Regions from separate parts of the Homo sapiens genome. Here all the other regions are linked to region 1. A link is a contact called in ENCODE Hi-C or POLR2A ChIA-PET data. All regions are on one chromosome and are shown on one strand. Each heading gives the region's core, a stretch centred on a gene start or an enhancer-like site at or near the end of the contact. The rest is flanking DNA. Distances are from core to core; before and after follow the strand shown. Region 1 overlaps RBPJ (recombination signal binding protein for immunoglobulin kappa J region). Region 2 has its middle 61 kb from the start of LINC02357. Region 3 overlaps LOC105374541 (a long non-coding RNA gene).

Region 1 (2,764 bases), core at 76-2,575:
AGTTGACTTTTTTTTTTTTAAAGACTCAGACTATTGAAAAGTCTTCATTTTTCTTATATTTATTACATGATTGGAAAGCACTTTCAAGATAGAACCTTGGTCAGTGTTTTGAATAGAGAATTTTTTATCAACCTGATTTTTACCATTTCATGCATTTTGTCACAGTACTTTTGAGAAAACCAGCACTACTCATTCTTTTATCAGTTTAGCTCTCTTTATATTTTTCAGATGTGAAATTAAGAAGTACCATTTATGGGCCAGGCGCGGTGGCTCACGCCTGTAATCCCAGCACTTTGGGAGGCCGAGGCGGGCGGATCACGAGGTCAGGAGATCGAGACCATCCTGGCTAACATGGTGAAACCCCATCTCTACTAAAAATACAAAAAAAAAAAAAATTAGCCAGGCGTGGTGGCGGGTGCCTGTAGTCCCAGCTACTCGGGAGGCTGAGGCAGGAAAATGGCATGAACCTGGGAGGTGGAGCTTTCAGTGAGTGGAGGTCGCGCCACTGCACTCCAGCCTGGGTGACAGAGCAAGACTCCGTCTCAAAAAAAAAAAAAAAAAGTACCATTTATGATAACTCATTGAGATTTGACTACTGTATTTGGCATATAGGTTGCGCATTCCCAATCCAAAAATTCGAAGTGCTCCAAAATCTGAAAACCCCGAGTGCCAACATGACCCTGTAAGAGTCTTGCTCTGTCATCCAGGCTGGAGTACAGTGGCACTATCTTGGCTCGCTGCAACCCCACCTACTGGGTTCAAGCGATTCTCATGCCTCAGCCTCCTGAGTAACTGGGACTACAGGCGTGCGCCACCATGCCTGGCTAATTTTTGTACTTTTAGTAGAGACAGTGTTTTGCTATGTTGGCCGGTCTGGTCTTGAACTCCTGGCCTCAAGTGATCTGCCTGCCTCAGCCTCCCAAAGTGCTGGGATTATAGGCATGAGTCACTGCACCCAGCCTGGAGCATTTTAGATTTGGGATGTTCAACCACTAAGTATAAATGCAAACAATCCAAGGTCTGGGGAAAAAAAATTCAAAACACTGTTGGTCCCAAGCATTTTAGATAAGGAATACACAACCTGTACTAAAACACAGCTCTTTTGAGTTTTATAGCTGATACACCAATTTACTAAGGAGTCTTAACATCAATGTTCAATTAAAAAAAACAGGAGATGTGTTTCCAAAATTGATGCCTTCTCAACCTCCTGAGAGTGTGCCAACCTAGGTATTTGACTCTGTGCCATAGTAAGCATTGGGTAGCTCCCAGCATTAGAAGCCAGAAAGCTCCCCTTTGTAGACTTGAACTGAACCCACTCCAAAACTAGCCCAGCTAATCCAGGCTTCCCTCCAAATTTAGAGTGACCTGGAACTGGGCCCACTAACTTGGCTGTGACCTTTATATCCTTGGCCTCAGTGTAAGTATACAGGCATGAAAACTGCTCTTTTCTATTGGATTAGATAAATGTGAGAGGACTACAGAGACTTCCCTCCTCCCTCAGTTAAATCCGTAGGGCCTCCTTGGTCTACTTGTCCGCTACCTCTGGCTTCGCTGCCTGTTAATCCCCCTCTTGCTCTGTACTCCAGCCGCTCTGGTCTGTTGGTTGTTTCCCCACTGTTGGTCACAGTCCTTCCTATCTGAGAACCTTTGCACTGGCTCTTTCCTCTGTGGAAATGCTCTTGCCCCAGGTGTCCACATGGCTTTAGGTCGTGACTCAAAGTCACCTTCTTAAGGAAACTTTTCCTGACCACCTTGGGCCGTCCCCATTTCAAGTACCCCTTGCCTGCTTTATTTTTTTCTCCCCATACTTATCACCAGCTAATGGAGTACATATGCATGTTATTTCACTCATTTATCTGTTTTTATTATCTCTCTCCTATTAGAGTGTAAGTTCCATGAGGAGAGGAATTTTGTCTAATTTTTTTGTTTATTTTTACTGCTATATCCCCAGTATCTGTTACACACTCAGGATATAATAAATAATTTGGAGAATTAATGAATATTAAATAAACCCAGCTTACTTCTTGTAAGTCATATGTAAATTGCCTCTAAAGTAGTCTGGTTAGGGTTGAGCAAAAAGTAGGTTCCATTAATATATTTTCAGTCAGTTCAGTAGATAATATTGTAGAGGCTGAGGGGGAAGCAAACAAGAAGTAGATACTACCACCTTCAGGAAGACCTGAGCACCAAATCCAGCCTGCTGGTGTCTGCTTGTGTGTGCACATATGCACATAAAGTTTTTTTCTTTTAGTCTGCACGTTGTTGGCCTACAGAGTGTTAATAAGTGTAAATTAGTTGCCAAATTTAAAAAAACAGTATTTCATATAAAATTTGATTTCAGTCATCTATTGAACAATTGGAGGACGGGACCAACACTAGGCCTGCATGCCCATAGTTCAGCCACGTGAGTGTGAGTGGGTATATATACACTAGTGGCTGATTATCATTGCATTTAAGCTCTGGGTTTTCTTATACTAGGATTAAGAAAAGTAAGCCATTTTCTGTACTAATAACAGTACAAGAAGTGAGAATGACAATGGAGGCTGTGTGTTTCAAGAAAGAAGAGAAGGAAACTACTTCTTTGGGTAACTAAAGGATATTCCTAATTTTTTTTTTTTTAAGACAGAGTCTCACTCTAACCCAAGCTGGAATGCAGCTGCACTATGACAGCTCACCACAGCCTTGACCTCCCAGGCTTAGTTGGTCCTCCCACCTCAGCCACCAGAGTAGCTGGGACTATAGGCGCCTGCCACCACGCCCACTA
Region 2 (2,764 bases), core at 142-2,641, 280 kb before region 1:
GCCGGCTGCAGCCGCTCCTCAGGTCTCCCCTGCCTGGTCTCAGTCCTTATTTTTTCAAGCTTCACGTCCTCTACTGAAGCTGCAGCAACCGAGTCCTGCCACTTTTCCTGTTCTCTTTCTCACTCATTTTCTCTCTGTATTTCCACATTCACGACTCCCATTACTCTCCCCGTAACACCACAGTGTTTCCTAAACTTCAATGATCTACTCCTTTTTCTATGAGAAGAAAAAAATTCTGTGCACTCCTTTACCACCGTCACTCTGTGAGAGTTGATGTGAATTATGTTTCTTTTTATCTCATCACCTGAAAATGTACAAATATAAACCAGGTTTTTAAAAATCCTTAGGTTTACAGCTCTCACATGATTTTTAAAAATGAATCTTACAAATAGAGTACAAGCAACACTACAAAATCCTCATTAATTTAATGTGTTAATTTAATGTGGCAGATGATGCTGTTTGAAACTGCTAAAATTACATTTCGGCGTGGAATGTGACTGTGGCATGGGCCACGATGGCTTGGGATCTTCTAAGCTTAGCATGCCTGTGCCATCATGTACCACGTGAGGATTGATTCTCCCATCTTTTTCTGCCATCCAAGCTACGGTCTAGTCTTCATTTGTGCAACATGCCAACTGGCCTCAGCTTATCAGAAACGCATCATTTACATATCGAGGCTCCCTGCGTTCTTTTCTCATTAGCCTGTGATAATTTAGGTTGAGTGCCATTGTGATAAAAACACAGCACAGGCGGCGGAAGCTGTGGCACTAGTAGGTTACTAGGTTACAAGGTGGTTGCCATGTTTTTCAAACTGGGTCACATCCCTATGCAGTCACATCCCTGCATCATGAGATCAATTTAGTAAGCTGTTACAAGCAATTTTTTAAAAAATGTTACAGAAAAGAGAAAATATCAAGTATTACGTGGTGTCAGAATAAGTATTCAGAAAATTGTTTTACACACACACACACAGACACACACACTCACATAACCAATCCAAACAGATGCCAGTATTGCTTCTGGGGAAGGTCCGTGGAAGCCCACTGAAATAGGCTAAATAGTGACCCCAAAAGATATCAGGTCCTAATCCCTGGAACCTGCAAATGTTGCTTTATAAGCAAAAAGTGTCTTTGCAGATATGATTAAAGTAAGGACAATGAGATGGATAGATTTTCCTGGATTATCCATGTGGGCCCTAAATGTAATCACAGGTATCCTTATAAGAGAAAGACAGAGGGAGATTTGATCAAGACAGAATGGTGGCCCTGTTGACTCCTTGGTTTTGACCCAGTGAAACTGACTTCAGACTTGCGGCTTCCCAAGCTGGGAGAGAATGAATTCTGTTTTTGAAACCACCCCATTTGTGGTTGTTTGTTACAGCAGCCACAGGAAACCAATAGATCCCACCTCTCCCCTCACCACCACTGGTGGGTGCTTTCGGGGGTAGTTGAAGGCAATCCCCGAGGAAGTACCAAGACTATTAGCGGGGTAGGGTGGTGACACGTAGGCTCAGAGCCATTTCTCAAGTGGTTTGGAGTATTATAGTATTTTCACAACTGGTACACCTGGACTGGTCTAGACTGGCTGTCTGTCAGTTCTATTTGTGCATGGACATCAGTGACGGAAACTGGGCCACTGTGTAAGATGGATTCCTTCTGTGGGTGGCTGCCAAAAAAAAAAAGTTTGAAGGTCTCTAATTCATATGACCCAGTCTATGCTTAGACTGACTAACTATTTTTTTAGGTCACCATCCATATGAAAACACAAAATTTAAATATTCTCACAGAGACTCTGTGGACTCCAAGATTCACCTGCAGGCACTCAAGGACCCTTGGGCCCCACTTTAAGAAACTCAGTAAGAACCCTCTTCCCCCAGCATCAGACAATTATTGTATCTCTTGGACCTTGAGCCTAATTAGGGTGGGCTCAGCCACCCCCAGGTGTGCCCACCTGAGCTCCCTTCCAGAGCTGCTCATGGCACCTGCTCCTCCCAGAGCTGCTCATGGCACCTGCTCCTTCCAGAGCTGTCTGCCCAGGAGTGTGGGTTTGAGGCTTCTGGGAGGCCCCACCCTTGGCTGTGGAAGCTGGGAGCCACTGGGACCACCTGCCCTCCCGCTGCACTGTACCTCTCTCTCTGCCCCAGGACTCATATACCCTTTTCTTCCAGGAAACCCCTGGGTCTTCGCTGGCCATAGCCTCAGAGGACTGACTTAGCCCTACAGTCTAAAAGTAAAGATTTGGAGCAAAAACTGCTTCAAAAACAAAACAAAACAAAACCACTGTCACTGGGGTGTAACCAACTTCTTTCTCTGGGGCCTCTTTTCTGTTACTCTTTACTTCTCAACCCCCCCACCCCACATCCCAGCCCTGATGCAAGAGGGGGCAGGGTCCTTACCTAACAACCAGAAAGCCCGTGTCTGTGCTTCTAAATCCCTAAGGCCCTGCTCCATCATAGGTGGGTTTTCGTACTGTTATTGGTAGCTCTGCCTCCCTTTGTGGCAGAAAAGCCAAGAGCCACCTCCCTTTGGGTTCCATGAGCCTTCCTACGTCTTTCCCAAACCAGGTCACACCTGAGCTTCAGCTCCACCTTGAGGCCACCAGAGGTGCCTGCCCTGAGGTGAAACCTCGGTGTGACCCAGGCAGGTGTCCTCTCTGGCCAAACCATTTCCTTGCACATGCACCAGTCAACTGTCATAGCAATAGCCATCATCTGAGACAGCCCTTTACATACTGTTTTCACGTATGTCTGCTCATTGGACCCTCA
Region 3 (2,764 bases), core at 136-2,635, 260 kb before region 1:
GACATATGTCTTTGCCACACTGGTGGCCAATTCTCCTCCATCAACTTTCTTCCCGACTTTTCCTCCAGGTTTGCCAGCTTTACCAAACTTCTCCAGTGTCAGCTATGCCCCAAGACTCCAAGAGGCAGAATTTACGTTTCTTAGCCTCTCCAGTGAGATTGCAGTTAGCATTTAAAAACTCCTGCACACTGTAACATTCTTGAACCATACCTCTGATGTTATCACTGCCTCTGGTTACAAGGTTCTAGAGAAACACATGTCTCTGAAATGAGCTCCTTTTTATCAGATAAATTTCTGAATTCAGTAGGAAAAACTCTTCCATTTCACAAACAGGCCCCCATCCCCAAGGCTGTTCCAAAAATTGGATGTCCATGGTAAATTATCTAGTGATATTCCCTATGCTTGCATTCCCTATCACGTGTTGCACAACCAGTAATGCTTTGACCTGAGAAAGCCTACCTAATCATCAGATGCATCCTACAGATGAGAACCACAGGTCCTAGAGGGGCCAAACAACATGGCCAAGATCTCACTTCAGGGCAGAGTCACAGTGGTAGGCTGGAAACCAGGCCTTTTCACCCCCACTGGGTGCAACCATGTTTAGCCCCTTAGTAGTATGGCTTTGCCTACACTCTGCATATCTACTTAACAAACACTTGTAGAGCACTTACAGTGTGTTGGGCGCTGCATAAAGCACTTTGCAGACATTAACTCACTTAATTCTTAGAGTAGCCCTAGCTGTGCAGCCTTACGGAAGCTACTCAACCTCTCTGTGACTCAGTTTTCCCATCCGAAAAAAAGGGATTGTTGTAACAGTCTCATGAGTTAACACACTGAAAGAACTTAAAACAGTGGCTAGTACAGGGCAAACACTTACATGATTAAGTCCATAGGGTACACAATGGGCCAAGGACAGTGATGGACACAGAACACAAAGCAGGAGCACATACCCCGGTCTCATGGGGTGAGGGAAATGTTTGTAGGAAGCCACCTATTTGGTCAACCCCTGAGCCATGTTTACACTAGTGAGAAAGCTCATCACATCTTTGCTCTGGTCCTCTCCCATGGTTCAGTATGCCATGCAGCATCAGACAAGAGTAAATGTGCCCTCCAAGATGTAAAGATGCATTTGCTAGTCTTTATTTACGGATATACTGACAATGGAAAACATGTTCCCCTATATGAGCAGCCCTGAGAACAACGCCAAAGATTTCCTGTAATGAAAGGCTCTAAAAATACTTTTTGATGATGGAGGGAGTGGAAATTGAGCAACACCAACTGAGTGAAATACGGAAATGATACCAAATGGCACCGAAGCAGCAGAGCAGGCAGCCCACCTGGCCTTTGATCCCTCAGTCTTGCCCGAAGACTCAGTGCATTTGGGGTTTTTTCCAGGAGGCTGTGCTGTGCCTTTGTGTTTACATGCTCCATCTAATTTTCTAGAGAAAAAAATTAGTCAGCCATGACTAATGCTGAATTATAGCATAAAATGGTTGCCAGCAAATTGAACACCCAAGTAATCTAACTTTCTCTTTTTTGTGATCTGCTGAAGATCTCCAAGAAATGGGAATATGTTCTGTGTTTTGGGCCCTCAACTCCTTCCATATTTACTACCAAATTATTGTTAAAGTCAGATATATTGCATATCCTGTCCTATTTTTGTTAGATTTAACCATTTTGTTAAACTGTTGTGGAATAGTGTTTATAGTTTGTGACTTGGTCATGGATATGATATTTTACTCTCATCTCTGCTCTTTGAGAGAGTCACTGTCCCCACCACCACCACCTCCCTTTTACAGAGGAAGAAATTGAGGCACAGAGCTGCAAAGGAGTTTGTCTGAGGTCACACCACCGGCCGATGACAGCCTTCCGACTACCCAGTCCCTCTGCTGGGTTGATCCTGTGGATTTCCATTTTACTATCGGTTTAGGGTATCCTAGTCATTACAAATCTCTGTTTGTTATGGCCCATCTCCAAAGGAGGCCTTGGCCTGGCCAAGAGGAGCCTTCTCTTTTTCTTCGCAAATAAGTTTTTCCTCTTCTCCTGTCTGGAAAAGGTGGGTCGGCAGCCAATTCAGTGAGCAACTCAGTGATTTAGGAACAAATATGTGGGACAGCTGAGCCTCTCCAGATGTTGAACTAAATAAGGCACAATTGGGCTTTTGGGGTCTGACGCCTCTTTATGGCAAACTGGGAGCAGAAGGGGCCCCTAGAACAGTTGACAGTATAATAAGATTCTCATTCAAAAGTGCCTACGTTGTGCCAGAAAGTTTACAGAGTGGTAGGGCTCAGAATAAATAGCTGGCAAATTATACACTATGATAAAACATTACAATTTTCTTCCTTTCAATACCCCACTCTGGAGGAATACTATCCACTCCTGCACTGTTGAATTCAGGAGTGGCTATGGGACTTGTGTTGGCTAGTGACGTGTAGACAGAGTTGACACATGTCTTCCAGCACGTGGTTTGCCATCTGTCTTTTTCATCCACCACGTAGACTGGCAATGTTCCAGGTACGCCCTGAACACTAGAGAGAATGGGAGAAGCCAAGCTTCAGTCAATCCGCAATGGACCCTCTTTGTTGTAAGCCACTGATGCTTTCAGATTGTTGTTACAGCAGCATGGCCTAGCCCCTTGTGATGGGAAAACTTGCATGAGATCCCATAACTGGTACATAGTAAAGCCAGGATAGTTCATCTGCAGCATTTAATAAGTGCTTACTATGTGCATAAACCATGCTAAGTACTTTCTACATATTATCTT

Evidence for each region. A loop is a pair of places that touch in the nucleus more often than their neighbours do. ChIA-PET counts read pairs that join two places held with the same protein, here RNA polymerase II (POLR2A). Pooled maps may share reads with other maps.
Region 2: a map with no recorded cell type shows a loop between it and region 1 (5-fold over the local background). The contact joins two enhancer-like sites. A Hi-C loop is called at or near these places in 2 of 37 single-sample maps with no recorded cell type and 4 of 50 pooled maps.
Region 3: a map of mammary epithelial cell shows a loop between it and region 1 (4-fold over the local background). The contact joins two enhancer-like sites. A Hi-C loop is called at or near these places in 2 of 168 maps with a recorded cell type or tissue (K562 and mammary epithelial cell) and 4 of 50 pooled maps. POLR2A ChIA-PET finds 5 or more read pairs at or near these places in 1 of 52 experiments (CD4-positive, alpha-beta memory T cell).

The regions. Positions count from the first base shown.
Region 1 is chr4:26,411,571-26,414,334 of GRCh38, forward strand. The region is part of intron 3 of RBPJ (recombination signal binding protein for immunoglobulin kappa J region); the gene reads left to right. Among named protein-coding and RNA genes, the nearest start is that of CCKAR, 78 kb to the right of the region's middle. Within about 2 kb of position 1,326, at least 8 of the 41 ENCODE cell types and tissues checked have a DNase peak (open chromatin) inside an H3K27ac peak, as active enhancers do.
Region 2 is chr4:26,130,465-26,133,228 of GRCh38, forward strand. It overlaps a transcript of RBPJ not described here. Among named protein-coding and RNA genes, the nearest start is that of LINC02357, 61 kb to the left of the region's middle. RefSeq lists an enhancer at 1-31. Within about 2 kb of position 1,392, at least 2 of the 41 ENCODE cell types and tissues checked have a DNase peak (open chromatin) inside an H3K27ac peak, as active enhancers do.
Region 3 is chr4:26,149,811-26,152,574 of GRCh38, forward strand. It overlaps LOC105374541 (a long non-coding RNA gene), which reads right to left. Exons shown (of 6, transcript XR_925507.4): 6 at 2,284-2,528. It also overlaps a transcript of RBPJ not described here. Among named protein-coding and RNA genes, the nearest start is that of LINC02357, 80 kb to the left of the region's middle. Within about 2 kb of position 1,386, at least 7 of the 41 ENCODE cell types and tissues checked have a DNase peak (open chromatin) inside an H3K27ac peak, as active enhancers do.